Linked DNA regions of Homo sapiens: region 1 is linked to region 2. Evidence: read pairs that join two places in POLR2A ChIA-PET (ENCODE). Cell type or tissue: OCI-LY7. All regions are shown on one strand. Each heading gives the region's core, and the rest is flanking DNA. Links, peaks and the distances in the headings are about the cores only.

The links. ChIA-PET counts read pairs that join two places held together with the same protein. Peaks named below come from ENCODE experiments on the same cell type or tissue, not always from the same donor. Only the 100,000 strongest peaks of a DNase experiment are listed, where the experiment ranks them.
Region 1: POLR2A ChIA-PET joins it to region 2 with 11 read pairs; 2 of 35 experiments call an interaction of 5 or more read pairs at or near these places.

The regions. Positions count from the first base shown.
Region 1 is chr14:102,472,099-102,487,552 of GRCh38, reverse strand. All of the region lies in intron 17 of TECPR2 (tectonin beta-propeller repeat containing 2), which reads right to left. Among named protein-coding and RNA genes, the nearest start is that of ANKRD9, 30 kb to the left of the region's middle. In OCI-LY7, for the core only: no CTCF peak of the experiment used is centred there; no DNase peak of the experiment used is centred there.
Region 2 is chr14:102,171,605-102,187,058 of GRCh38, reverse strand. The region is part of intron 1 of WDR20 (WD repeat domain 20); the gene reads right to left. Among named protein-coding and RNA genes, the nearest start is that of WDR20, 39 kb to the right of the region's middle. RefSeq lists enhancers at 1,716-2,215, 2,216-2,717, 14,246-15,231. In OCI-LY7, for the core only: no CTCF peak of the experiment used is centred there; a DNase peak (open chromatin) is centred at 6,278; H3K4me3 peaks cover 1,003 bases; H3K27ac peaks cover 984 bases.

The DNA.
Region 1 (15,454 bases), core at 4,474-12,473, 300 kb before region 2:
AAGAAAAGAAAAGAAAAAGAAAACACAAGTGTCTGGGGCTCAGACCACAGTTCTTCAAACTTCTTGTAGCTGAGCTTTTATCATAGCTTTTATCAACACACGTGTGCGCACGCACACACACACTCACACATGTTCCTCAGTCAGAATGTGGTAAACCCAGGCTGAAAAACAAAAACATGCTGAAGATTTCACAGCCAAAGGAAACATGTATCTAGACAGACCATTTTGGCATGGACTTATCAGAACTTGGAAGAAATTCAGCAGGAATGTTTCAGGAATACCAGGGTGGACCGAGGGTTTTTGAAGCGGCAGCACAAATGCCCCAGGAAAGACGCCTCTGGAAATAATCCTAACCCAAACAAACCACGGTTATCCAGGCGGCCATTTGTGCTTTCCACACTGCCTTTTCTTTTCCCTCCAAGTCTCTCTCCCTCCCTGTTTTAACCTTGAATCCCCGTAAAGACTGACACATGCTGAGCTTTACTTTCCCTCAAGGATTCATGGTGCTGCTGTGTGTCTGTCCGTCTATCCGTGCAGCCTCAGGGGGCGCTGAGGCGTGTGGGTTGGTTGGGCCATTTGTCACATGGCCCCGTGGTAGCTGTACTTTCTGACTTCTGTTTGGTCTTTCTAGTTCTTTTTTCCCTGTAGCAGACCCTCTTCCTGCTTCTGGTCTATTCTTCCCAATTTCAGATGGGCTTAAAAACCCGATACCCATGTTAATAGGTCTAGAATTAAATTAAAGGTAAATTCTCAGAGCCAGGGCTGACACACTAGGAGGACCTCCTCTTCGTGGTCTGTGTCCTTAGCTGGAGGAGCCGGGGACCATGATCTCTGAGGCTCCTCGAGACTCTGACCGTGGTACGAGGTGGGTATGGCTGCCCGGGGCCTGCTGTGCTGAGCTCTCTCTCTGTCCTCACTGGCCCGAAGACCAGCAGTTTTCCAGCAGCGCCTGTGGGGCCCTGGCCTTGCAGAGGTGCCTCAGGGCCCCTGTGGAAGGGGCAGTTTCATGGGACCAGTTTTGCTGTTACTTGTTGAACACATCTGGCTTATGTACAAGATTTTATTTAAGGCTGGACAGCTGGGAGTGTTTTTTGTATTTTGTACACACACCTGTAGTCCCAGGTACTCAGGAGGATGAGGTAAGAGGATCACTTGAGCCCAGGAGGTTGAGGTTACAGTGAACTGAGATTGTGTCACTGCACTCCAGCGTGGGTGACGGAACAAGAGCCTAACTCAAAAAAATTTTTTTTTAATTTGAAGAATGGGTCCCACTGCTAAAAAACATTTGGAAACTTCTGGCCCAGCAGAGCAGGGCTCCAGACAGAAACAGGCTCCACTGCTGCTCTCTTCTGGCCTGTCAGAGGCCTCTCCCTCTCCGTGGTGGGTCCTTCTGCACTGACTCCAGTTACTGCTGGGCCTCTACATCTGGTCTGAGGTGTGACCTCAGAATCCAGCAAGAAGCTGCATCTGCTAATTGTAGGGGGTGCGCTAAAGAAAACGCTCAGAAGCAGGTTTCCTGGGTGCCTGTCACATTCTGTCCTTCCTGAGCAGGGGCTGGTGGAGCCAACTGGCCACTCTTCCTGTCTACCCTCCAGACCTTGTCACTGATACCAGCCCAACGACTGCGCCATGGCTAGCACCAGGACTCAAATATTGCTGTGAGACAAGAAGAGCAGAAGCTGGACCCAGTGGCACACACCCTGGTCTCTGATAGCTCATCGCCCTGCTCTGTGGCTGACTCTACAGACAGGCTCGGGGAAGCACCTTCTGGATGAGTGCAGCCCAGAGGGAGAGGTCCCTAAAGATGATCTCTGGGCTCTGCTCCTCTAGGGTCATGGCAAGCATCGCGAGGGGCTCCCCTTCCTGCCGCTCATGGTTTTACTGGGGGCACACGCAGGGCAGGCTGGGACAAGCTTCCCTAGGTCGTTGTTTAAACTACTGGGTCATAAGTTGTTAAAGCACGATGAGGGGACTGCTGCAGGACCCAGGGCACCCCGTTAGAACCCTGTGGTCTACTTCTAGGTATCATGGCCTTCCAGAATGAGAGAAAAGACTTAGAGTTCAATATGGTGAAGAGGGGTAATAGTTCCTAGAAGCAAGTTTTGAAGAAGAGAGCTCAAAAACAATAGATGTTTAAATGGAGGTATAGGAAAAAAAGGCAACATGGAAAAAATTAAAGGAAGTGGCAAAAAACAATTTAGTTTCTCTCAAAGGGAGCTGGTTCCATCCCACACCATTAGACAGCAGTTTGGGGAGGTTTCATACCTTCATTTGCAGGCAGCATAGTTGTGCTGACGGAACAACTTACAGTGTAACAGGCAGCCCCACCAGCACCTAAATACCACTCAAAGATGTTCAGAGGCTTAGAGGAAAATAGTGGCTATACTCTGAAGACTGTGATACCAGAACCGTGGAGGTGAAGGGGATGAGCTGCACCATGGTGCTCAGCGCTGGGTATGTGCAAGAGTCACCTGCAGGGCGCTGAAGAAGCCAGAAGCTTCTGGGCAGTGATGATAATGAGCACACAATTACTCTTTCACTCCCTTCTCAAGCACCACTACCATGAGAGGGAATGGGTTAAACAAAGAAAAACGGGGCGGGCGCAGTGGCTCGCGCCTGTAATCCCAGCACTTTGGGAAGCCGAGGCAGACCGGATCACCTGAGGCCAGGAGTTCGAGACCAGCCTGACTAACATGGCGAAACCCTGTCTCTACCAAAAATACAAAAATTAGCCAGGCATGGTGGCATGCGCCTGTAATCCCAGCTACTCGGGAGGCTGAGGCAGAGAATTGCTTGAACACAGGAGGGGGAGGCTGCAGTGAGCTGAGATCGGGCCACTGCACTCCAGCCTGGGTGACAAAGCAAGACTCCATCTCAAAGAAAAAAGGTTCAAATCTCCTAAGGACAGAGAGAATGAGGGGAGGAAGCAGCCATACAATTCTGGAAGCTGGAAAGTGGGGGATGCATGGCAAGGACTCAGCGGGCCCTGGAAGGCTAAAAGCAACGACTCCCCACCCAGCAGCCCAGCCAGATTGCTGTCAGAGACCCGCGGGGCCCACAGGCTCCATGCATGTGCTCAGGGCTTCCAGTCAGCCTTGCTGGGCCTCACTCTTCCAACCAGGGGACTGCCAACATCTGAAGAAAGCCTCTGCCATGTAAAAGGCGAACTAGACAGAAAACACACAACTTGGGACATACAAAGACCAGGCAGGGAGAAGAAACTTCCAAAACATCCTTAGGGAGATGAGAGAAGACTGACTCTACAGCCATCAAACAACAACAGGAACTTTCAGAAATTAAACATGTGATCATGGAAATAATCTGACAGAGGGTTGGAGAAATAAGGTTGAGAATGTCTTCTAGAAAGCAGGATAAAAGCATAAAAAGACAGAAACAGGAGAGAAAGGAAAAGTGGAGGCCAGCTTAGAAAGTCCACAATACAAAAGGAAGCCTCCAGGCTGGGCACAGTAGCTAATGCCTGTAATCCCAGCACTTTGGGAGGCCAAGGCAGGTGGATCACCTGAGGTCAGGAGTTCGAAACCAGCCTGGCAAACATGGTGAAACCTTGTCTCTACTGAAAATATAAGAATCAGCCAGGCATGGTGGCAGGTGCCTATAATCCCAGCTACGTGGGAGGCTGAGGCAGGAGAATCGCTTGAACCCGGGGGGCAGAGGCTGTAGTGAGCCCAGATTGCGCCACTGCACTCCAGCCTGGGCAACAAGGGCAAAAACACCAACTCAAAAAAAAAAAAAAAAAAAAAGAAAAGGAAAAGGAGGCCTTCAGCCAGAGCAGACAGAAAACAGGAGGGGTGCCAGGTGCAGTTGCTCATGCCTGGAATCCAGCACTTTGGGAGGCCAAGGTGGCAGGATTGCTGGAGCCCAGGAGTTCAAAAGCAGCCTGGGCAATATAGTGAGACTCCATCTCTACAAAAAATAATAAAAAAATTAGCTGAACATGGTGCATATGCCTGTGGTCCCAGCTACTTGGGAGGCTGTGGTGGGAGGATTGCTTGAGCCCAGAAGTTTAAAGCTACAATGAGCTGTGATTGCGCCATTGTGCTCCAGCCTGGGTGACAGAGTGAGAGACCGTCTCAAAAACAAAACAAAACAAAACAAAACCCCACAACAACAAAAAACCCTACAACAACAACAACAACACACAAAAACATAACAACAAAAAAAGGAAAACAAGAGAGGCGGGGCAGAAGAGGACCCCAGCAGAGGACCCAGACACCCACCAGCACATAGGCTGCAACCACCTGGCTGCAAGGATGAACACAGCCCTCACCAAGGCATACCACTATGTATCTGTTCTTATAACACTAGGAACAAAGAGACCTTACAAACTTTCAGAAAGAAAAACAGGTCAAGTATCAAGGATCAGGTGTTAGAACGGCTTCTGGGCCGGGCGAGGTGGCTCACGCCTGTAATTCCAGCACTTTGAGAGGCCGAGACGGGCAGATCATAAGGTCAGGAGATCGAGACCATCCTGGCTAACACGGTGAAACCCCATCTCTACTAAAAATACAAAAAAAAAAAAAATTAGCCAGGCGTGGTAGCGGGCGCCTGTAGTCCCAGCTACTCGGGAGGCTGAGGCAGGAGAATGGCGTGAACCTGGGAGGCAGAGCTTGCAGTGAGCCGAGATCATGCCACTGCACTCCAGCCTGGGCGACAGAGCGAGACTCCGTCTCAAAAAAAAAAAAAAAAAAAAAAAGAAAGGCTTCTGGCTTCTCAGTAGCAATCCTGGAAGCCGAGAGACAATGGAGAAAGACCCTCAAAATCCTAAAGGAAAATGGTTTCCAACCTAGACTGCTATATCCAGCAAGGTCAAGGGTGAACACAGATGAAAGACTTTTCAGACATGCAATACCTCCAAAAAGTCACCAACCATGAACCCTTCCTTGGGAACCGACTGGAAGATAAACTCCACCCAAACAAACACAGACACAGAGAGAGGAAGACCCGGGATCCGGGAGAAAGGGGCTCTAACATGAGGGGAGGTCAAAGGTGACGCTAGGACAACAGCTGGGTCCCGGGTAGAGAGAGGAACGAGGCCAGACTGGAGCTGGCCAAGAGGGTGCAGGAGAGATCTCTGCAGGGGGAAGAAATGGAGAGGACACATTCCTAATGTGTGAGACAACTGGCAGAGAGTTTGGGATTGAATGTGTGGAACTGCACTTAGAAAACTAGATGAGCAGGCTGGGTGTAGTGGCTCATGCCTGTAATCCCAGCACTTTGGGAGGCCAAGGCAGGTGGCTCACCTGAGGTCAGGAGTTTGAGACCAGGCTGGCCAATGTGGTGAAACCCTGTCTCTATTAAAAATACAAAAAATTAGCTGGGTGTGGTGGCACACGCCTGTTAAGCCCAGCTACTCGGGAGGCTGAGGCAGAAGAATCACTTGGACCCAGGAGTTGGAGGTTGCAGTGAGCAGAGATTGATCGCACCATTGCACGCCAGCCTGGGCAACAGAGCAAGGCTCTGTCTCAAAAAAAAAAAGAAAAAAAACTAGATGAGCAAACAAGATGATTATCAAGTCCAGGGAAAACAAAGAGTCACACAGACAAGGAACTGCAGGTGTGATTCATCCCCTGCCTCCGCTGTGAAGAGCTCCTCTGTCCTCACAGCAAGGCCCGTGCCCAGGAAGCACTGCAGCTCTGGCAGGGTGGAAGTAGGAAGGGAGGTGGGTGGCTGGGGGAATGGGGGACGGGGGATGCAAGAGCTCTGCATGCTTCTCTTCCCGCAGAGAGTCAACCAGAAACACCTGAAGTCAGGGGACCAAACACAGCTCCCGAAGCAGCATTCAGAGACAGGCAGCGAAAAGAACTGAAAGGAACTCTCCAGAGAGGGCAAAATTGGCAGGAGAGACATGTTTCTTATAGCACATCTTATAGAACCCACTGACATGTCAACCTACTGATTTTCACATGTGACTCTGTTTTCTTTCTTTTACAGATGGAGGCTCACTCTGTTGCCCAGGCTGGAGTGCGGTGGATGATCCTGGTCTCCAGTGATCCTCCCACCCAGCCTCCTGAGTAGGTGGGACTAGAGGCACATACCACCACACTTGGCATTTCATGTATGACTTTCATGAAAAATAAAAACCAGGCTCGGTGTGGTGGCTCCTATCTGTAATCCCAACACTTTGGGAGGCCAAGACAGGTGGATCACTTGAGGTCAGGAGTTCCAGACCAGCCTGGCCAACACAGTGAAACCCCATCTCTACTAAAAATACAAAAATTAGCTGGGTGTGGCTGGGCACAGTGGCTCACGCATGCAATCCCAGCACTTTGGGAGGCCGAGGCGGGCAGATCACCTGAGATCAGGAGTTTGAGACCAGCCTGGCCAACATGGAGAAACCCCGTCTCTACTAAAAATACAAATACATAGTGGCACTCACCTGTAGCCCCAGCTACTCAAGAGGCTGAGGTGGGAGGACCACTTGAACCCAGGAGGCAGAGGTTGTAGTGAGCTGAGATTGTGCCACTGCACTACGCGCCTGGGTGACAGAGTGAGACCCTGTCTCAAAAAAAAAAAAAAAAAATTAGCCAGGCGTGGTGGCGGGTGCCTGTACTCCCAGCTACTCAGGAGGCTGAGGCAGGAGAATCACTTGAACCCAAGAGGCGGAGGTTGCAGTGAGCCAAGATCACCCCACTGAACTCCAGTGGGCGACAGAGCAAGACTCCATCTCAAAAAAAAAAAAAAAAAAAAAAACCCAAAACCAAAAAACAAAACTGGCCAGGCACAGTGGCACACGCCCGCAATCCCAGCACTTTGGGAGGCTGAGGGGTGGGAGGATCACTTGAGACCAGTAGTTTGACACCAGCCTGGACAACACAGCAAGACCTCATCTCTACAAAATAAAAATTAAAAAATGAGCCAGGTGTGATGGTGCATACCCCTAGCCATTTTGGAGGCTGAGGCAGGAGTATTGTTTGAGCCCAGGGGTTTGTGGTTATAGTGAGCTATGATCGCACCACTGCACTTCAGCTTGAATGACAGACTGAGACTCTGTCTCAAAAATAAAAAATAGGCCGGGCATGGTGGCTCACGCCTGTAATCCCAGCACTTTGGGAGGCCAAGGCAGGCGGATCACAAGGTCAGGAGATCGAGACCATCCTGGCTAACACAGTGAAAACCCATCTCTACTAAAAACACAAAACATTAGCCAGGTGTGGTGGTGGGCGCCTGTAGTCCCAGCTACTCGGGAGGCTGAGGCAGGAGAATGGCGTGAACCCGGGAGGTGGAGCTTGCAGTGAGCCGAGATCATGCCACTGCACTCCAGCCTGGGCGACAGAGCAAGACTCCGTCTCAAATAAATCAATAAAAAAAAAAAAAAAAAAACCAACCAAGATGCCTGGGCCTCACCCCAGACCTGCTGAATTCATATCTCCAGGGAGGGCCGAGGCCTGGACATTTTTAATAAGCTCCTCTGATGGCTCTAATGTGGATATGACCCTTCACTTTACTGATAGGAAAATGAAAGTGAAAGGCGAGTTTAAGCAACATTCCCAAGGTCAATTGAATCTACAGGCAAAAAACAAGTATTAGTTGAAGTTCTTCTGATTGCAAGTAACAGATTCTGCCCGCAATGGGAACAGTCCCTCCTGGCTGGCAGGGCTCCAGGATGCTGCAGTCTCCCTGAGCACTGCGCCCCACTGCTGGAAATGGCCACATGCCATCTGCCCAATGCCTCTCCAAGGCACCTGCGTGCAGGCCAGCTGGGAAGGAAGTCTTGCAGTATCATGCATACAAGCGACGCTGGCTCAGTGAGGTTGGATCAAGGAGACCAAGAGGCACTTGTACAGGCAACTGGTCCAGTCACCAAAAGGAGATTAATGAGATTACAGACCCAGGCTGGGACGCCAGCATGGATTGGCTTCTTCTGCCCCAAAACAATCCATGTCAGAGTCCCCATGTCCACTCCATCCCAATCTCACATCTCACAGATGTGCACCACAAATCCAGCGAATCAGGCCAAAGAATTTCCACAGCTCACTGCAGACCTTCTCCATTTGGGTCCTGTCCGGCCCTGCTCAAGAGCCTCCAACAGCCCCCACTGCCCATGGAATTAGCCACAAACCCTCCAGCCTCAGAGTCAAGATCCTCCAAAGATGACCCAAAGGACATCTCAGATCTTCTCTTTCCCACAACATCCTTTGTGCATCCTTCACTCCCAGAGGTTCACTGCCAGGAGCCTAGAAGCCCACAGAGCTAATGTCTCACAGTCCTCAGGGTGGTCCAGCAGCAGACAGTCCTCCCAAGGCAGCAGGGAGGAGCACTCTTCCCTACTCAGAAACACTAGGCCAAGCCTCTTTACCTGCTGGTCACTGAAAATGCCCATTGAGTCTCAAGTCCAAGTTCAAACACTACCCATCCTCGGAAACCAGGTTTGGGACCCTGGGGATCTGTATTTTTTTCATGATTGCTTCTATAACCTCCTGCCTCGCTCTTCTTTTAGTCATTTAACTTTTGGTCAGTTAACTCCAAAAACAGCTTCAATCATTTCCTTTTTTTTTTCCTTTTTTTTTTTTTTTTTGAGACAGGGCCTTACTCTTTCGCCCAGGCTGGAGTGCAGTGGCATGATCTCAGCCCACTGCAACCTCCGCCTCCTGGGCTCAAGCAATCCTCCCATCTCAGCCTCCCGAGTAGCTGAAATTACAGGCATGTGCCACCATGCCCAGCTAATTTTTTGTATTTTTGGTAGAGATGGGGTTTTACCATGTTTCTCAGGCTGGTCCTGAACTCCTGAGCTCAGGTGATCCACCTGCCTCGGCCTCCCATAGTGCTGGGATTACAGGTGTGAGCCACCATGCTTAGGCAGCTTCACTCATTTCTGTTCCCTCTGCAAACCAAACACAATGTAGGGTACCCTATAATCTTCATTTAAAACTTTTTTTTTTTTTTGAGACAGGGTCTCATTCTGTCACCCAGGCTGGAGCGCACTGACATGATCACAGCTCACTGCAGCCTCAACCTCCCCAGTAGCTGGAACTACAGGCACATGCCACCACACCTGGCTAACTTTTGTATTTTTCATAGAGATGGGATTTCACAATAATACCCAGGCTGGTCTTGAACTCCTGAGCTCAAGCAATCTACCCGCCTCGACCTCCCAAAGTGCTGGGATTATAGGCATGAGCCACCACACCCGGCCCATTTAAATTTTTTTTTTGTACACTTTAATATTTAAAACAACTCTACAGAGGCCAGACATGGTGGCTCACATCTGTAATCCCAGTACTTTGGGAGGCTAAGGTGGGAGGCTTGCTTGAGGCCAGGAGTCCAAGACCAGCCTGGGCAACATAGCAAGACTATGCCTCTACAAATTTTTTTAAAAATTAGCTAGGTGCGGTGGTGCATGCCTGTAGTGTCCTAGCTAGTTGGGAGGCTGAGGTGGGAGGATGGCTTGACCCAGGAGTTTGAGGTTACAGTGAGCCACAATCACTCCACTGCACTCCAGCATGGGCAATGGAGTGAGACTCTGTCTCTAAAAAACAAAAACAGGCCGGGTGCGGTGGCTCACGCCTGTAATCCCAGCACTTTGGGAGGTGGGCAGATCACGAGGCCAGGAGATCTAGACCGTCCTGGCTAACTCTTTTTTTTTTTTTTTTTTTTTTTGAGACGGAGTCTCGCTCTGTCACCCAGGCTGGAGTGCAGTGGTGCGATCTCGGCTCACTGCAAGTTCCGCCTCCTGGGTTCACACCATTCTCCTGCCTCGGCCTCCTGAGTAGCTGGGACTACAGGCGCCCGCCACCACGCCTGGCTAATTTTTTGTATGTCCTGGCTAACGTGGTAAAACCCTGTATCAACATAAAATACAAAAAAAAAAAAAAAATTTGCCGGGCATGGTGGCGGGCGCCTGTAGTCCCAGCTACTTGGGAGGCTGAGGCAGGAGAATGGTATGAACCCAGGAGGCGGAGCTTGCAGTGAGCCGAGATCGCACCACTGTACCCCAGTCTGGGCTACAGAGCAAGATTCTGTCTCAAAAAAAAAAAAAAAAACCAGCTCTACAGGGGTATGCTGACATACAATGAAATGCACACATTTAAAGTACATAATTGGGTAAGCTTTGACATATGCATACACTCTTGAAGCCACTGCCACACCTCCCCTTTGAAATTTCTGCCAGGCCTTGAGTAAGCACTGATCTGTGTTAGCATTTTCTTTCCTTTTTTTTTTTTTTGAGACGGAGTCTCGCTCTGTTGCCCAGGCTGGAGTGCAATGGCGTCATCACGGTTCACCACAACCTCTGCCTCTCAGGTTCAAGCAATTCTCCTGCTTCAGCTTCCCAAGTAGCTGGGATTACAGGTGTGCACCACCACACTCAGCTGACTTTTGTAGTTTTAATAGAGACGGGGTTTCACCACGTTGGCCAGGCTGGTCTTGAACTACTGACCTCAGGTCATCCACCCGCCCTGGCCTCCCAAAGTGCTGGGATTACAGGCATGAGCCACAGCACCTGGCCTGTGTTAGCATTTTCTAGTATTTTATATAAATAAGTTTGTTTTTGAGACAGGGTCATGCTCTATCACCCAGGCTGGAGTGAGGTGGCAGCCATCATGGCTCACTGCAGCCTCTGCCTCCTGGGCTCAAGGGATCCTCCCACCTCAGCTTCTTGAGCAGCTGGGACTACAGGCACCCAGCTAATTTTTGTATTTTTTGTACAGACGGGGTTTTGCCATGTTGCTTAGGCTGGTCTTGAACTCCTGGGCTCAGGCAATCTGCTCGCCTCAGCCTCCCAAAGTGTTGGGATTACAGGCATGAGCCACTGTACCTGGCCAAATTTTATATAAATGAAATGATAACAGTATGTATTCTTTGGCTTCTTGACTCAGCATAATTATTTCATCAAATTTGGACAACTTTCAGTTGTATTTCTTCTTCACATCTTTTTTTCCTGTCACCCTTCTTCCCTCTTAAGACTTGGATTTCATTTACGTGAGGCCACTTGAAGGGGTCTGTGCTCACTGATTCTCTGAACATTTTCCAGCCTGTTTTCCCTCTGGGCTTCAGTGTGGATGGTTTTTCACTGCTGTGTCTTCAAGCTCACTAGTCTTTTCTTCTGCAATTTCTATGCTGCCATTAATCTCATCCAGTGATATTTTTCAGCTCAGACATTGCAATTTTAATCCCTACAAATTTGATTTGAGTTGTTGTTTTTTGTTTTGTTGTTTTTTTTTTTTTTTAGAGGCAGGGTCTTGCCATCTTGCCCAGGCTCATCTTGAACTCCCGAGCTTAAGCAATTCTCCCAGCTCAGCGTCCCAAAGTTCTGGGATTGCAGGCACGAGCCACCACACCCAGCCTGGAGTTTTTTGATATTGTTTTTTTTTTTTTTTTTTTTTTTTTGAGACAGAGTCTCGCTCTGTTGCCCAGGCTGGAGTGCAGTGGTGCAATCTTTGCTCACTGCAACCTCCACCTCCCAGGTTCAAGTGATTCTCCTGCCTCAGCCTCCTGAGTAGCTACGATTACAGGTGTGTGCCACCACGCTTGGCTAATTTTTGTATTTTTAGTAGAGATGAGGTTTTGCCATGTTGGCCAGGCAACTCCTGACCTCAGGTGGTCTGCCCACCTCAGCCTCCCAATGTGCTGGGATTACAGGTGTGAGCCGTTGCATGCCTGGCCTAGCCTGGAGTTTTTCTATCTCTCATTTTCTACTTAACAGGCTGAATCTCTCTACTAGCTTCTTGAACACATAAAGGTGTAACAACTGTTTTAATGTCCTGTCTATGAATTTTACCATCTGTATCATTTCTGGGTCAGCTCCTATTGACGGATTTCTTCCCCTTTCATTGCAGGTCGTATTTTCCTGCTTCTCTGCTTGTTGGGTAAATGTTAATTGGTTGCCCATGTGAATTTTATCTTGCTGATGTTGGATATTTTTGCAATCTGTAAATATTCTTGAGCTTTGTTCTAAGATGCTGGTAAGTTACTCTGAAACAGTTTGATTCTTCGGAGTCTTGCTTTAAGCTCCAGTAGGTAGGACCAGAGCTGCATTTACTGTCAGGCTAATTTTGCTCCATATCTGAGGCAAAACACTCCTGGGCATCTGACCTACTTATGGGTGCATGTGATCTGTCCAGCAGAAGACCCTCTGACTGGTCACAGGGAATTGTGACACAGGCTCCTTCCTCAAACATGGTCTGACCAGGCCACCTGCCTGGCTTCAAACTCTTCAAGAATGATGCCAATGCCTTAGCCCAGCCCTCCCTGCCCCGGCCTGTGCCAGTCTCCCAATACAGCCCCTTTCTGCACCCTGGGCAAGGGTGCCTTCTGCTCAGTGCCTATACTTCATGTCCCCTCTGCTTAGAACACCCTCTGTCCTGCCTGCCTGCTACACTCCTACTTGCCTTTCTTGTACCAGTGCCACCTCTTGTGAGATCCTCTGACCACTCCAAGGCCCTGACAGCACTTCCCTCTCCAGCTGGCTCCATGGCACTCTGCCCACAGCTCTGGAAGCACAGGCGCCAGTGGTTTGCGTGTGTCTCTACGGTAGCCTGTGAGTGTCCCTGGATGGGACTGTTCTTGCCGCTGCTCTGTTGTGGGCCTTGAGGATGAGGGGCTGAGGAGGCCCGGCACAACCACTGACTACCCTGAGACCAGGAACCTTGCTTTTGCCAGGCCTTGCTTTCCTCATCTGCAGAAGGAAGTGGCAAGGTTATGTGTTTTCCAGTCTCCTTCTAGCTCTAAAATCTTTGTGTGGGGCAGGGGGAAGGGGGGACAACCTACTGGGGTTCAGATTTATATGGGCTGGGTAGGTCAGAGACGTGCCTCGGAGAAGAAAGGTTGCTCACTGACCCACAAAAGATGGGTCCCTTGTAAAATATACCTATTTTTCTCCCTGATCATGAAAAAGTTTTCCTACCCATTATGGGAAAACATGGTAAATTTTAATCACTTATAATCCCTGGATCAAAATAGTCTTTTTTTTGAGATGGAGTTTCGCTCTTGTTGTCCAGGCTAGAGTGCAATGGCGCGATCTCGGCTCATCACAACCTCCGCCTCCCGGGTTTAAGCAATTCTCCTGCCTCAGCCTCCTGAGTAGCTGGGATTACAGGCATGCACCACCACACCCAGCTAATTTTGTATTTTTAGTAGAGACGGGGTTTCTCCATATTGGTCAGGCTGGTCTTGAACTCCCGACCTCAGGTGATCTGCCCACATGGGCCTCCCAAAGTGCTGGCATTACAGGCATGAGCCACCGTGCCCGGCCCCATAACAGTCACCTTTGTTGTAGTTTCTTCTAGGTTTTCAGTGAGAAATTATTTTTTATTTTTATTAATTGATTAAGACAGGGTCTTGCTCTGTTGCCCAGTCTGGAGTGCAGTGGTACAAACATGGCTCACTGCAGCCTTGACCTCCTGGGCTCAAGTGATCCTCCCACCTCAGCCTCCTGAGTAGCTGGAGTAGCTGGGACCACAGGTGCACGCCAACACACCTGGCTAATTTAAAAAATTACCTGTAGAGACGGGGTCTCACTACGCTGCCTAGGCTGATTTTGAACTCCTGGGTTCAAGTGATCCTCCCACTTTGGCCTCCCAAAGTGCTGGGATTATAGGCATGAGCCACTGCACCCAGCCTAGTGGGATTTTATAGTTTTGTTTTACAAAACTGGAACCACACCATAGACACCATTTCAGAGTCCACTGTAAGCACAGTAAGAACAGACACCTCTTCTACTCAAGCACATGGGGCACACAGAATGTGAAACTTCACACCAACTATGCTTGCGTTAGAGGTACCTCTAACACAGACAGAAAATTCTCTAACTCAAACAGCAAACTCCAGACTATGAAGATGCTAAACACAACTATAAATATTTTCTCCAAACCCTTGCAAGTGTTAGCAAATCTGAAAACTGAGTCATTTGTTTTGAGTACTTTGTTAAAACTTTACCGCAAAACTACTACAGGAGGGGTATCTTCCCAGAGAAGAGAATAGGACAACAGAACTAAATAGAGAAGCTGATGCTAATTTTAAAAGATTTCTGTGGCTTCACTTCATGTGCCCTTGAGCATCTATCCCCTGCCTCCATTTCCTTTTCCACTGCAAATACATCCTCTACGCAGATGAAGAAGCTCAAGTCGAAGAACAAATAAAACAAAGTGGAAAGATGTAGAACATAATCAAAATACATAAACCCCGCTTGTTCTCCAATCCTCAGATTCAACCAACTCTTCTGACGTTCCAGTCCTCAGAGTGAACCCCCATCTCCCCTCACTCCTGGGCTCATTTGCAGGACCCTCTGCGATTTAAAGATTCGCATGTGTAGGCTTTGTCCTAAAATACGACGTGTGAGGCCACTAAGCCTATGACATGTCGCCACAACCTGGTGCTTGCTGCCATCCTGCAGTTGGTCCTGGCCCAGGCCTTGGACCTCAGAGCCACAGGAGAGGCAGAGGCGGGTGTCACACACCTGGGTCTATGTCCCACCCCTGCCGCCTGCCCGCTATGAGGCCTCAGGCAACTTTCTGAACCTCTGAGCTAGGGTTTTCTCCTCTGTCAAATGGGGAAAGACGCAGTCACTTCCCAGGTTGTTGTGAGGACTGAGGGAAAGATGTGCTTCAGGCATTAGCCTGGCACAAGGCGAGCGCCTGGCAGCAGAGCTTGTCTTCACTTCTGATCTCAGCAAACAATCGTCAGTGCCAGCAGCCCGGGAGAAGCGCCTTCCTCAGCCCAGGGGAGCCTCGGCAGGGGCAGCACCTGGGAGCTGGGGGCCTGGGTCCCTGCCTGGGCTTGGCACACACCAGAGTTGGGATCCTGGGCAAATTGCTCAACTGTTCTGGGTAACAGATTTCCTCGTAAAGTAGGGGGAACTACGGACTTTTCTATTTCCTGGGGCAATAAAAGGGTTAAGGATAAGGCAGTGCTTGGCAAAGTGCAGTAGAAAGGCCTGTGTACATGTGAAGCCTGATTTCTTTCCCACAGAAACCAACTTGAAAAGCATTTTGTATCTACAGAATCCATGGCAAACTGAATGTCTTCCATAGCATGCTAAAAGCTAACTCAATGAGAAAATGTGGCTCTATTCAGCAGAACTACTTGAAATAGTTCATGCTTAACATCCCATTTAGCAATCACTACTTTATTCAGAGCAGAGCTTTGAGGTCCTTTCATGTGAATTTGTTCTATTTTGGCCATTTTCCTGGCAAAGCTGTTGATCACCACAGTCAATAGAGCACTTTAAGCAAAGCTCTCTTCCCCATTTTAGCTTTGCTTCCTAGAGGTTATTCTAGAGTCTACATGGAGACAGGAACAGGAAATTGTGGTTGCACACCGTTCTCCATGTAACCCTTTTGCCAGGTACCTGTGTGGCCCCATGGCTGCAGAGAGGTGCACACAGCAGAGGCAAGGGTGGCTCCAGCCCCACTGAGGACTGAGATCGGCAGCTTCCTGCTTGCCCTACTCTCCAGCATCCTGGCCTCTGGCTTGCTGGGAAAAGGAGGAGGCAAGGCAC
Region 2 (15,454 bases), core at 3,016-11,015:
AAAAGAAGTGGAACGACTAGGGGCCTATCTTAAAACCTGAGATCCAAAATAAACCACACTGCAAAGACTGTTCCGCAGGTTTTCTTGGTGGAACTTTTTTTTTTTTCCTGAGACAGAGTCTCGTTCTGTCCCCCAGGCTGGAGTGCAGTGGCACGATCTCGGCTCACTGCAAGATCCACCTCCTGGGTTCACGCCATTCTCCTGCCTCAGCCTCCCGAGTAGCTGGGACTACAGGCGCCCCCCACCACCCCGGCTAATTTTTTTTATTTTTAATAGAGACGGGATTTCACCATGTTAGCCAGGGTGGTCTCCATCTCCTGACCTCGTGATCCGCCTGCCTCGGCCTCCCAAAGTGCTGGGATTACAGATGTGAGCCACTGCGCCCGGCCCTTGGTGGAACTTTTAACCTAGTCAGGCTTGGGGCTGCTAGTGCCTGTTAGGGATTGATTAGTCCACAGTCCAGGGCCTGGGGCTGGACCACATCTGCTTGTCACCCTGGTGAAACCGGAGGGGGGTGTTGTGGGGGGAGGCACTGAAGATGAAAAGAGACCTTGGCCAATCAGAGCTGATATTCACCTTTTGAACAAAGCTCAACTATGTAACCAAAATTTTCTTCAACATAATGGGAAATAACTGGGTGGGTCTAATGACAAAAATACCACACAGTGATTTTCAAACACCTTCAACTGCCCACACTTCATGTGTAGGCGAACAGTTTAACGCTCAAGTAACAATCAGCTGCACAGCACCACACAGATGCCAATTCCACAGTCCCACCGCTGCCCTTGAAGGGGCCACAAAACCAGGTTTACCTTATGGAAAGACCCACACAATCCATGTTTCTCACAGTATCTTCAATTCAGTAGTTACAGCCAACGTATCTGAACAGTTGGCATTAACAGTATGTAAAGAGCCTAACACTTGTTTAAAATATATGTATGTCAGAAACATAAGAAGTCAGTTAGGCTTGGGTCACTTATGCCCATAGGAAAAACAAACAGTAATCAATTGTACAGTTTCAGTGTTTCATTTCAAAAAGGACAAGAACTTATCTGTGTTATTTACCTCCCTGTCTCCAACATCTAATAGAGGGCCTGGCACACAGAAGGTTATCACTGAATATCTGTCACAGAAAGGAAACAATTCTGAAAATGGAGGAAAAGAACAGTGAAGTGATAGAAACCAAGAGACCTACAGCCAAATGTATATAAAAGCAAATATATAATGCTTTTTTTTTTTTTTTTGAGATGGAGTCTCGCTCTGTCGCCCAGCTGGACTGCAGTGGCGCAATCTCGATAATTCTTTTGCTGACCAAAATGCTAAGAATAAATGCCTTCTTGGGTGTCCATCCATGAAAGCAAACAGTCTCCATCAGTAAATATTAGTACATCACTTTACAGTTTACAAAGCACCTCCATGGATCAGTTTTTTGAAACCTCGCTACAAACCTGCGCAGTAAGTACAACTGCCACTCCCATTTTGTAAACAAGAAAATAGAATCAGCCGCCCAGAGGAACCCAGTGGTAGAGTCTGGCCATCGAAATTCCAGCCCGTGTGCCTTCTGCTGCACCGCCGTCTACTGCTGGGGTGATGCAACAGACATGTGAGGTGGCACCTAGTTCTACGATTCTATCACCATGTAACTCCATGTTCCTAGGCTTCTTGAAGTGGGACTCAAATATTCCAGCCTTTCTCAGTGTGGCCCAGATTCCAGATCTACCTCTTCTTTTCAATCATTTGCCTCACAGAATTATTTTATTAAAATGGAATAATATAAGTCCCAGCAGAATCCCTGGCACTTAAAAGGCACTCGGGAAACATTAGTTTCCTTCTGAATACATAAGGACTTGCTACTTATCATATGGGCTTTGAAAATTCTCATCATTCATTAATACCTTCAAAGAAACAGACATAAGGAAAAACAGAGATGTTTCTTTCTGCCCTAAATTTCCTGCAGAAGGACAGCAGCAGTGGAAGCCCACTTTCAGCAGGTTTTCCTTCCAGTATAATCTTCCAAAACAAAACAGTAGCTTCTCTTTCTTAGTTTCCATTCCTCCTTCATTCTCAAACATACTAGTACAGCCCACACTTGCTTGGCATTCCAAACCCATCCCCTTCACTAAAGACCAACCGTTGGTGCATTGTCTCTAGCGCGCTTCTGATGGGCTCTGACCTGGAATGAGCCCCGGCCAACCACGTTCAAGGGGCTGCGTTTAGCCGCAGCAAGGCTTTGAGAGGCGGCACAGAGAATTAGACAGAGGGGAGGCAGGCAAGACAATAAGTCAAACGTCAGCAAATAGCAAGATGTAAGACGTGTGGAACATCACCTTCATGTCATCCCAAAATGAGAAGAGACACACAGTCACAAAGTGCGTAACATGCGTTAAGTAAAAATTTCACAGTGACAATCTCTGGAATTGCTTGCTGCTCATCAGATGGCTTCTCCCAGGGGCCAGCAAAAGCCCCTCCTTTGGAGCTCTGCATCGGGTGGGGAGAGGGTGGCCACCAGGGGAAAGCAGGAACAAGCAGAGGGCGGACATTCTGTGGCAGCATCTTCCCTGGCCTAGCACCCTCAGTCAAGCATCTGCTGAAATAACAAGCTTCTGTTGTTCTCACATGTCACTTTTTCCTAAGGCAGCCTGTCATTTAGAAACTGCTAGCTATTACAATCTACTTCTCTTCCTTCAGAGTAGCTTCTTAAAGATGAACTTAAAAAACAGCTACACTGCAACATCTTTACCAGCTCTTCATTCTCTGATGCTGTACTCCACGGAAGGTTAGATCTCCTATCGCAAGGCAAGTCACCACAAATGGCTGTTGTGAGGCTTCCTTAGGCTAATGAAATACTGATTTCTTCATTAAAGAAAAGCTATGAATAAACATCAAGATAAATTCAATTTGCACACATACTAACACCAGATCTCATCACATTAAAATGCTGACATATTCAAATGACCTATTTTTATTGAACCCTTCTGTTAAATATGTATAGGAATACGTATTCCCATTCTAAAGGGAATACCAGTATCTCACACTGACGAAAAGGCAAGATGCATTCATTTCTGCAAAAGATGATTTCAAATTCTTAGAAAAAAATGTTTTTTAAAGATAGAATTCTATGCCTTTCTGAAAGTGTTGAGACAACACTGGTAAATTACAGAGCATTGTAGAGCAGAGAGTAATTCCTGTGTGCTGCCTAACTACTACACTGTTGTTGTTCTAACCTTTGGGCCATCCATGGGCTCATTATATTCAGCAGAGCACATAAATGATTTTAAATTTCCAATTCAAGTTGCTGAGTAACATAAGCAACAATCGGTAGAAGAGTTCCCATCCTAAGTGAAAACGGCCCTAAGTCCCCAGTTGTGCAGAGGGCCTACAAACTTCCATTTCCTCATCCTACAGAGAAACTGAGGCCCAGGAAGAGGTGGTGATCTGCCCAAGGTTCATAATGCTTACAACTTCACCTTTAACCATATCTAGCTGTTTCTCCCTTTTCAATCACCCAGCGTCAGCTAGAACAAGCTACTGAATCTGTAATGTCTAAAATTTCAATAAACAACACGTGTAGCAGTAATTGTATATCATATGACAGCATTTTGGACATAGTACACTGCTGTGTTTCAAACAGGAAGCAAAAGAGCTAGAGTGAGAGAACATTAAACATATCTTAAACATTAATGGAGATCAGCTACTAAAACAAGTGGCCAAAATGCTTGACTTGGCTTCTGTAATTCAAATAATCTCTGATCCAACCAGGCGTGAGCTGAAGAATACAGCCTCAAATCAATTTGGGTAACAGAGAGCTGATCTTCCAAATACTAGTGTGAGGAAAAGCTTTGATCTCGCCTTCATCGGAAGTTCAACAGCATTAGTTCATCACTGCAACTACTCACTTGGCACTTGTGCTGTTAGTCATTTGTCATATATGTCGAATATCCTCAAATAACCTAAAAAAAATGTTCATGGCACAACTTTCTTTTTTTTTCTCTCTCTCTGAGACGGAGAGCTCTGTTGCCCAGGCTGGAGTGCAGTAGCGCAATCTCGGCTCCCTGCAACCTCCACCTCCTGGGTTCATGTGATTACCCTGCCTCAGCCTCCCAAGTAGCTGAGATTACAGGTATGTACCACCTGTATATTACAGGTATGCACCACCTGTATATATATGTATTTTATGGAATAAAAAAAGTCTAATTCTGTTTGGGCCATATATTTATTTACATGTACATATTTGCAAAGAAAACAGTTTGAAAAGATATTCACCAAAATATTAAAAGTGTCTACCATTAAAAGAGGGGGTAATATTTAGATAATATTTTTTGCCTTTTTGTCAATAATCATATATTATATATAATTTTTTAATAGAAAAAAATAACCAAAAAAACTACTAAAACTATTTCAAAATTATTCTAGTAGTTTAAAAGCATGTCATTGCTTGGTATTAGGGTCACAGAAAAATCTGTGACTTGATGAACAGTAAAATTCACAATAAAAGGAAGCTTACTGTAACACTGAGCAAATGCATGAATGGGAATGATATATCATCAACAGATGATAATATATTCCAAACAGGCCAAATCATAAAGTTTCACACCAATTAAGACCACAGGAGTCTATTACTCATCTTTCTGTGGCATCAGTGACATCACTCAATGAGAGGAGAGAGGCCAGGAAAATTATTTAAAGAAGCCAACCATTCAGGCAACAGATGAGGAAGCCATGGCTAGTTCTTTTGTTTTACTCTTCAAATGGCATTCAGTGTTAGAACAGTTCACTGTGTGCTCTTAATTTGCTACAGTGGCAAATAAAGATAGCTTTCCCCAGAGTCCTCTTTGGGAAATCCAATCTGTTCCAAGTTTAGCTCCCTATTTTTTCTCTAATATATATTTATAATATGAATCCATATCTTTTTCATAAGAACTGAACTGAGAATTTATCACCAATTTTACAGTCTTCTAAAGATTCTAGGAAAACTGAATCCTACACTACCCTTAATCCAGAAGAAACAGCTAAAAGGGTTACACAGTGAAATTTGTTTTCAAGTATTCAGTAATATTTTTAGCATTTAGAAGTTAAAATCTTGAAACCTGAAATAAAAATATTACACTGAAAGGGAAAGGAGGTGTATTTGTAGTCTCAATAAGGGACAGTGCTGTATTTAAAATGTAGGTTAGCAGGCCAACCCACTTAGAACTGAATAGGAAGCTCCACACTGAAGGCTAAAATCAACCATAATCCAAAACTTAACGCTTGTCAACAATTCCACATATGCTATGGCTATGCTCTATGCTAAGCTTACCACTCATGATCTCGTATAATGCACTGCAGTCTCATATGACGTAATATATAGAATTAAAATTTTGCAACTACTAGCTTAAAAGTTAAATATAAAGCTATTCCCAAAGAAGTAGACTACAGAAGCAACTCATTTCCCAGTGTGAATAATTCTGTAATATATTTATAATATGGAAAAATCTTATGTAATCTAAGTCTTACATCAGGGGATCAGATAATAGATAAAGCTGGAGTGGCACTTTAAAAAGTCACCTCAGGTGAATGGTCATTAAAAAAAAAAAGTCACACTTGTTCTCAAGATGCTGCAACTCAGACCAAAGAAGTTAACTGCCTAAAATCATACAACCAATTAACACAGCAGCTCAACTCGGAGCTCTGATCTCATTCACTGTAAGTACACCATGCCCAGGAAACTAGGAAGAGCACTAAGGTAATCTAACCCAAAGCCCTCATTTCTCAGTCTCCTTCTCCTCTCACCTGTGGTCTTCTTGCTTCTACATCAGACAGTAACTACCAGACAGAACCTGAAATTATTCTATTATTTATAACACAGTGCCATGAACTACAGAAGACTTACCCAAACTCATTAAATTTAGGATAAACCAAATGACACTCATCTGGTTAAAGTTCATAAGTTATGTTCTGAATGCTGCCAGCCTTCTTCAGGAGACAGCAACTGTACTGGAAGACATGAGTTGCTTGCCTCTTGATAATTCAAAGCTTTCAAGCTGAATGTGTCCTGATGAACTAATGACAAAGACCACATCCACAGCTCTTTCCAAAGCTTTTGGCCACCTTCAGGAAAATCATCCCTTTGCCATGCAGCCAAATACTCACCAAAAAAACTCTAGTCAGCAAGGATGTATGCAAAATTCTGTATGCAAATACAAGGATGGCGGAAACAGGCAGCAATTTTAAACTAGGGTACAAAGATATGGAAAGCTAAGAAATGCAGGCCAGCCCCTCACATGGTTACGACAAAGGGTAAAGCTCCAAATAGCAGCAGGTCTCATAGACAGCAGCTGTGACTACAAACCAAAAGAGAATCTCTAAAGTGACACAGCAAGATCTGATCTCTCCTCCGTGTAGAGTACTACAACTAGATTTGTCTTTAAATATGAAGAGACCCAAAATAACACAACGTCCCCACTTTTCTTGTTGCCCACAGCAAGCCTGAGTACTTGCCCTGCTCTCACAAAATTCTTACAGAATTCTTCACCCCAAGCAGTAATCCCAGCTACTCCGGAGGCTAAGTCAGGAGAATCCCTTGAACCCAGGAGTTGCAATAAATAGTATGCTATTTTAAAAGTGTAAAGTGATATGTTATATAGAGAAAGCTCTGGTTGAAAACGTGCAAGACACTCTAAAGAGTGGTTAAGAGCAGAGACTCTGGAGCCAAGATGCCTTCAGGTTCTGTCTTGTGAGCTTGAACAAGCTATTTGCTTTTATATACCACCACTTCCACAAAATGGGAAAATGGGGTTAATACAACAGTGACCCTGCTACAGGCAGCGTTCGAGGATTAAAGGAGTTAAAATATGTAAAGTGATCAGAATCATACCTGGAACAAAGTAAGTGCTATGTAAGTACTGGCTGTTATTATTATTATTGTTTTGTTTTTGAGACAGTCTTGCTATGTCGCCCAGGCTGGAGTGCAGTCTCAGCTGACTGAAACCTCCATCTCCTGGGTTCAAGTGATTCTCCTGCCTCAGCCTCCCAACTAGCTGGGATTACAAGCGCCTGCCACCACGCCTGGTTAATTTTTGTATTTTTAGTAGAGACAGGGTTTCACCATGTTGGTCAGGCTGGTCTTGAACTCCTGACCTCAAGTGATCCGCCTGCCTCGGCCTCATAAAGTGCTGGGATTACAGGCGTGAGCCACCGTCCCGACGTAACTGTTATCATTATTAATAGTATCAATTTACATTTTTTAAATGCACTCAAACCAAGAACTACAGTGAGTTAGCGTGGAAATAAGTATTTGATTCCTTACAAAGCATTTAAAAAATAAAAGTTAATATTTAGCCACCTGTTGGAAAATGTATGTACAAATATGAGGGGAGGGATTTGAAAATGAAGGGGGTGAGGAAGGGCAAAGTTAAACCAGTAAAATTACTCTTTCCAATCAGTTAAGATTTTACTGTACTTGATGTAGCATAATTTTTTTAAGTTATAAATACAGACAGGGTGTGGTGGCTCATGTTTGTAATCTTAGCACTTTGGGAGGCTGAGATGGGAGGACTGCTTGGGGCCAGGAGTTCAAGACCAGCCTGGGCAACATAGTGAGACCCCATTTCTTTTTTCTTTCTTTTTTTTTTTTTTAGAAAAAAAAAAATACTTTAAAAAAAAGTTAGAAGTTCAGAGGTCAGAACTGTGTAGTATACCAATTTACACCTCAATGAAAGTTTAATTTCTGAGACAAAAATAGAGTAGCACATATGATGGCTCTACCTGTGAAAATACAGAGGTTAGAATATGATCTCAAAGGCCGCTTTTATAATACCTCCTAATTCTGACACATTGTAAATAAATGAATATTATTAAATAGAAAATAGTCTTTTTTTAAAAAGCTGAAAGGTTGCTGCTTATTGGGTGGGTTAAGTATATGAGGAGAGAAATCTAGAAATACAGGTATTACAACCATTTATTATAAAACCACATGACAGCCACACAGGCACACGCATTCTCTGGGAGCAAGAGTTTACATGAAAAGCGGGGTGGGGTGCTAGAAAGAACATAGGCTTTGGAGTCTGACAGGCCTTGCTGAAATCTCCGGCTGCCACTTACCAGCTGTGTAGCCTTGGCAAGTTACTACATCCCTCAGAGATTCCCCTCTCTCATCTCTATATAATATAAAGTGGGACGCGCCACTCCCTCTTCTGCAAAGTATCTGTGAGATCATAAGGGACAATGCATGTGACAGCACCTAGTTCAGTGCCTAGCCCAGTGTAGCTATTCAGTAAATGGGAGCTGTGATGAGATAGAAACAAATCAGCAGTGATTAGTATAGTCTACAAATTAAATAGTCAGTGAGCTGAGTTTTCGTTCGCTGTGAGGTAAACCAATACTAGATCCTATAAGGCAGTGGTTCTCAAACTAGCCCATCAGAATTACCTGGCATGCTAGTTACACCACAGATTGCTGAGCCTGCTCTCACAGTTCCTGATGCAGTGTTCAAGTGCAGGGGCCCAGAATCTTCATTGCCACAAGTTCTGAGGGGACGCTGATACTGCTGGGCAGGGACCACGCCTAAGAGAACCACTGGTGTAAGGGAAGAGAGGGAGAAGAGGTGCACAAACATGGTCCATTCCTACAAGGAACTCACTGAGGATCTGGAATACACACACGCCAAACAATTTTTTTTTTTTTTTTGAGACAGAGTCGCACTCTGTAGCCCAGGCTGGAGTGCAATGGCACGATCTTGGCTCACTGCAACCTCTGCCTCTGGGGTTCAAGCAATTCTCCTGCCTCAGCCTCCCAAGTAGCTGGGACTACAGGCTCATGCCACCACACCTGGCTGATTTTTATATTTTTGGTAGAGACGGGGTTTCACCATGTTAGCCAGACTAGTCTCGAACTCCTGACCTCAAGCGATCCACCCACCTCAGCCTCCCAAAGTGCTGGGATTACAGGCATGAGCCACTGCACCTAGCCACATAACAATTCAACCCCATATATACAGATCTCAAACTCCACCACCCTACAAAAGATACAAACTCATGTTATAAAAAATGAGGATGCCAAGGCACAGGGATCCTTCAGGACTGGTGAAACCATGACCCCAAGAGTTAAAGACACCAATGACTAACAGAAATTCTCAAGTTTGCAGGATTGCAGATAAGAAAAGAAACAACTTACTGACATGCCCTCCACTTGTAAGACAGAAAACATAACAGGCTAAAATTGGTTGGAATCAATATAGGTGACTGGAGTTTGTGTAGAACAAGCTTAAATTTCTACCACATGGTTCATACTAACTTCCCCCAAATTTGCACATGGGACCCATGAGGAGGCATGAATAGATAACTGCGGAAGCCTGAAGACTTTCCAGACCACCCCTTTCCTTATATCAATCACCTGCTACTCCCAGAATCCACTCCCTAAAGCTTTTCTAATAAAGTTACTGCCTTAAAGCCAGCACAGAGAGACAGATTTGAGCTGAACTCCTGACTCCTTGTGAGTCGACTTGCAATAAAAAGAAAGCCAATATCACGACACTGGGTTTTTGAGAAAATACTCAAAAACCCAGTGGCTCGATTCTCATCTGGCTATATTTCTCATAGCTAGTAGACTCCCTTCACTGGGTTTTGAGAAAACTTTCTCAAAAACCCAGTGTCACAGTACAGGCTTCTGGCACATTGGACAGCAAGCCCCTTTTGCCTAGTAACACTGGGACAAATACCGATGTTTTTCACAGTTCCTGCAGTCTCACAGCTTCTGTAAACGTAAGAAGTAAAATACTTGGGCAATGGCATTGGCAAGTAGAAATATGTGGGAAGGCACTTGAGAAAAGAGTGAGACAAATAGATAAACAAGTGTGTGAAAACAATGGTCTCAGCTCAGCTAGTTCAATATCTGAATGGGAGAATCTCATCAGGAGAAATGATGATAGAGAGATTTTGAAGAGGCACTGACAGGGTAACTTACTAGGCTTAGCTTGGATTTGATGTCATCAGTAAAGTGAACCATTACAAATCTCGGGCAAGTTAGCCACATGGTAGAAATGGTAACTGCAAGGTGGGGCACGGTGGCTTACGCCTGTAATCCCAGCACTTTGGGAGGCCAAGGCAGGCGGATCACCTGAGGTTGGGAGTGCAGGACCAGCCTGACCCAATCTCTACTAAAAAAAATAATAATAATACAAATAATTAGCCGGGCGTGATGGCAGGCGCCTCTAGTCCCAGCTACTCAGGAGGCTGAGGCAGGAGAATGAACCCGGGAGGCGGAGCTTGCAATAAGCCGAGATGGCGCCACTGCACTCCAGCCTGGGAGACAGAGCAAGACTCCGTTTCAAAAAAAAAAAATTGGCACCAATCCTACTGAAACTATTACAAAAGATAGAGAAAGAGGGAGTCCTCCCTAAATCATTCTATGAAGCCAGTATCACCCTAATACCCAAAACCAGAAAGAATATAACCAAAAAAAAAAAGGGAAAGAAAACTACAGACCAATATCCCTGACGAACGGAGATGTAAAAATCCTCAGCCGGGCACGAATTTTTGCGTTTTTAGTAGAGACGGGGTTTCACCATGTTAGCCAGGATAGTCTCGATTTCTTGACCTCATGATCCGCCCGCCTTGGCCTCCCAAAGTGCTGGGATTACAGGCGTGAGCCACCACGCCCGGCCCCACTTACACTTGATTTTTTTTGAGATGGAGTCTCGCTCTGTCGCCCAGGCTGGAGTACAGTGGCGCGATCTTGGCTCACTGCAACCTCTGCCTCCTGGGTTCAAGCGATTCTCCTGCTTCAGCCTCCCAGGTAGCTGGGACTACAGGTGCATGCCACCACGCCCGGCTAATTTTTTTGTATTTTTAGTAGAGATGGGGCTTCACCATGTCAGCCAGGATGTTCTCGATCTCCTGACCTCGTGATCTGCCCACCTCGGCCTCCCAAAGTGCTGAGATTACAGGCGTGAGCCACCGTTTCCAGCCCTGACTTTCACTTTTATTCAACATAGTTCTGGAAGTCCTAGCTAGAGCAATCAGACAAGAGAAAAGAAATAAAGGGCATCCAAATCAGTAAAGAGGAAGTCAAACTGCTGCTGTTTGCTGATGATATATAATCATATACCTAGAAAACCCTAAAGACTCATCCCAAAAGCTCCTAGATCTGATAAATGAATTCAGTAAAGTTTCTGGATACAAAATCAATGTACACAAGTTAGTGGCTCTGCTATATACCAACAGCGACCAAGCTGAGAATCAAATCAAGAACTTAACCCCTTTTACAATAACTGCAAAAAAATAAAATAAAATACTTAGGAATATATCTAACCATTGACATGAAAGACCTCTACAAGGAAAACTACAAGACACTGCTAAAAGAAATCACAGATGACACAAATGAAAACACATCCCATGCCATGGATGCGTAAAATCAGTATTGTGAAAATGACCTCACTGCCAAAAGCAATCTATAAATTCAATGCAATTCCCATCAAAATACCATCATCATTCTTCACCAAACTAGGAAAAACCATCCTAAAATTCATATGAAAACAAAAAAGAGCCCACATAGCCAAAGCAAGACAAAGCAAAAAAGAAAAAAATCTGGGGGCATCATATTACCTGGCTTCACACTATACTATATGGCTATAGTCACCAAAACAGCATAGTACTGGTATAAAAACAGATACACAGACCAACGGAACATAACAGAGAATCCAGAAATAAACCCAAATACTTACAGCCAACTGATCTTCAACAAAGCAAACAAAAACATAAAGTGGGGAAAAGACACCCTATTCAATGAATGGTGCTGGGATAATTGGTAAGCCACATGTAGAAGAATAAAATTGGATCCTCATCTCTCACCTTATACAAAAATCAACTCAAGATGAATCAAAGACTTAAATCTAACCTGAAACCATAAAAATTCTAGAAGATAATACCGGAAAAATCCTTCTAGGCATTGGCTTAGGCAAAGATTTCATGACCAAGAACCCAAAAGCAAATGCAACAAAAATAAATACATGGGACTTAATTAAATGAAAAAACTTCTGCACAGCAAAAGAAATAATCAGCAGAGTAAACAACCCACAGGGTTGCAGAGAAAATCTTCACAAACTGTGCATCCAGCAAAGGACTAATATCTAGAATCTATAAGAAACTAAAACAAATCAGCAAGAAAATAATTAATAATAATAATCCCATCAAAAAGTGGGCTAAGGACATGAATAGACAATTCTCAAAAGAAGATATACAAATTGACAGTAAACATATGAAAAAATGCTAAACATCACTAATTATCAGGGAAATGAAAATCAAAACCACAATATGATACAACCTTACTCCTGTAGCAATGGCCATAATTAAAAAACAAAAAATGCTGGGCATGGTGGCTCACGCCTGTAGTCCCAGCACTTTGGGAGGCTAAGGTGGGTGGATCATGAGGTCAGGAGATCGAGATCATCCTGGCTAATATGGTGAAACCCCGTCTCTACTAAAAATACAAAAAATTAGCCAGGCATGGTGGCGGGCGCCTGTAGTCCCAGCTACTCGGGAGGCTGAGACAGGAGAATCGCTTGAACCCAGGAGGTGGAGGTTGCAGTGAGCCGAGATTGTGCCATTGCACTCTAGCCTGGGTGACAGAGCAAGACTCTGTCTCAAAAAATAATAATAATAAATAAATAAAAATAACAGATGCTGGTGTGGATGTGGTGAAAAGCGAGCACTTTTACATGGCTGGTGGGAATGTAAACTAGTACAACCGCTATGGAAAACAGCATGGAGATTCCTTAAAGAACTAAAAGTAGATCTTCCATTTGATCCAGCAATCCCACCACAGGGTATCTACCCAGAGGAAAAGAAGTCATTACATGAAAAAGACACTTGCACATGCATATTTATAGCAGCAGAATTCACAATTGCAAAAATATGGAACCACCACAAATGCCCATCAATCAGGTGGATAAAGAAAATGTAACAATAATAATAATAATCATGGCATTCCAAGCAACCTGGATGAAGCTGGAGACCATTATTCTTTTTTTTTTTTTTTTGAGATGGAGTCTCACTCTGTTGCCCAGGCTGGAGTGCAATGGCGCGATCTCAGCTCACTGCAAGCTCCGCCTCCCGGGTTCACACCATTCTCCTGCCTCAGCCTCCCGAGTAGCTGAGACTACAGGCGCCCGCCACCACGCCCAGCTAATTTTTTGAATTTTTAGTAGAGATGGGGTTTCAGCATGTTAGCCAGGATGGTCTCGATCTCCTGACCTCATGATCTGCCCGCCTTGGCCTCCCAAAGTGCTGGGATTACAGGCGTGAATCACCTCGCCCGGCTAGTTATTCTAAGTGAAGTAACTCAGGAATGGAAAACCAAACATCATACGTTCTCACTTGTAAGTGGGAGCTAAGCTATGAGGATGCAAAAGCACAAGAATGATATAATGAACTTTGGGGACGCAGGGGGAAGGGTGGGAGGGGGATGAGGGATAAAAGACTACACATTGGGTACAGTGTACACCGCTCAGGTGATGGCTGCACCAAAATCTAGGAAATCACCACTGAAGAATTTATCCATGTAACCAAATACCTCCTGTTCCCCAAAAACCTATTGATAAAAATAATAATAATAATAATAATAATAATAATAATAATAATAATAATAATTTTAAAAAAAGAAAAAAACAGGCCGGGCGCGGTGGCACACACCTGTAATCCCAGCACTTTGGGAGGCCAAGGTGGGTGGATTGTCTGAGCTCAGGAGTTTGAGACCAGCCTGGGCAACATGGTGAGACCTCATCTCTACTAAAAATACAAAAAACTGGCCAGGCATGGTGGCACAAGCCTGTAGTTCCAACTGCTCGTGAGGCTGAGGCAGAAGAATCACTTGAACCCAGGAGGTGAAGGTTGCAGTGAGCTGAGATGGTACCACTGCACTCCAGCCTGCGCGACAGAATAAGGCTGCCTCCAAAAAAATAAAAATAAAAAATAAAAATAAAAAACAGGCCATCCCATCTAGGAAGTGAGGAGCGCCTCTTCCCGGCTGCCATCCCATCTAGGAAGTGAGGAGCGTCTCTGCCCGGCCGCCCATCGTCTGAGATGTGGGGAGTGCCTTTGCCCCGCCGCCCCGTCTGGGATGTGAGGAGCGCCTCTGCCCAGTCGCGACCCCGTCTGGGAGGTGAGGAGCGTCGCTGCCCAGCCGCCCCATCTGAGAAAGGAGGAGACCCTCCGCCTGGCAACCGCCCCGTCTGAGAAGTGAGGAGACCCTCCGCCCGGCAGCCGCCCCGTCTGAGAAGTGAGGAGCCCCTCCGCCCAGCAGCCACCCCGTCTGGGAAGTGAGGAGCGTCTCCGCCCGGCAGCCGCCCCGTCCGGGAGGGAGGTGGGGGTCAGCCCCCGCCAGGCCAGCCGCCCCGTCCGGGAGGGAGGTGGGGGGGTCAGCCCCCTGCCCGGCCAGCCGCCCCGTCCGGGAGGTGAGGGGCGCCTCTGCCAGGCCGCCCCTACTGGGAAGTGAGGAGCCCCTCTGCCCGGCCAGCCGCCCCGTCCGGGAGGGAGGTGGGGGGTCAGCCCCCCGCCCGGCCAGCCGCCCCGTCCGGGAGGTGAGGGGCGCCTCTGCCCGGCCGCCCCTACTGGGAAGTGAGGAGCCCCTCTGCCCGGCCACCACCCCGTCTGGGAGGTGTGCCCAACAGCTCATTGAGAACGGGCCATGATGACAATGGTGGTTTTGTGGAATAGAAAGCGGGGAAAGGTGGGGAAAAGATTGAGAAATCGGATGGTTGCTGTGTCTGTGTGGAAAGAAGCAGACATGGGAGACTTTTCATTTTGTTCTGTACTAAGAAAAATTCTTCTGCCTTGGGATCCTGTTGATCTGTGACCTTACCCCCCAACCCTGTGCTCTCTGAAACATGTGCTGTGTCCACTCAGGGTTAAATGGATTAAGGGTGGTGCAAGATGTGCTTTGTTAAACAGATGCTTGAAGGCAGCATGCTCGTTAAGAGTCATCACCACTCCCTAATCTCAAGTACCCAGGGACACAAACACTGCGGAAGGCCTCAGGGTCCTCTGCCTAGGAAAACCAGAGACCTTTGTTCACTTGTTTATCTGCTGACCTTCCCTCCACATATGACCCTGCCAAATCCCTCTCTGTGAGAAACACCCAAGAATGATCAATAAAAATAAAAATTAAAAAAAAAAAAGGAAAACAAACAAAAAAACAAAAATAAAAAACAGAAAAATCCCTATTTCGTTAGCATTATATAATGTACTAAACATATTCCTTAAATATAATGCATAATTACCTATTATTACTAATCTTATCAATCTTTACCAACTGAAAATTCTATAAAATTTGTTTTAACACAATACTCCCCAATAGGCTGTATTTCCACCGTTATTTTTAAGTCAACGAAAGATAAGATCTTTGGGAAGATACAGGCAACTATGTCTTAAACTGAAAAGTACACAGGGCATAGCTAACTGGTCTTACACCACTCACAGTT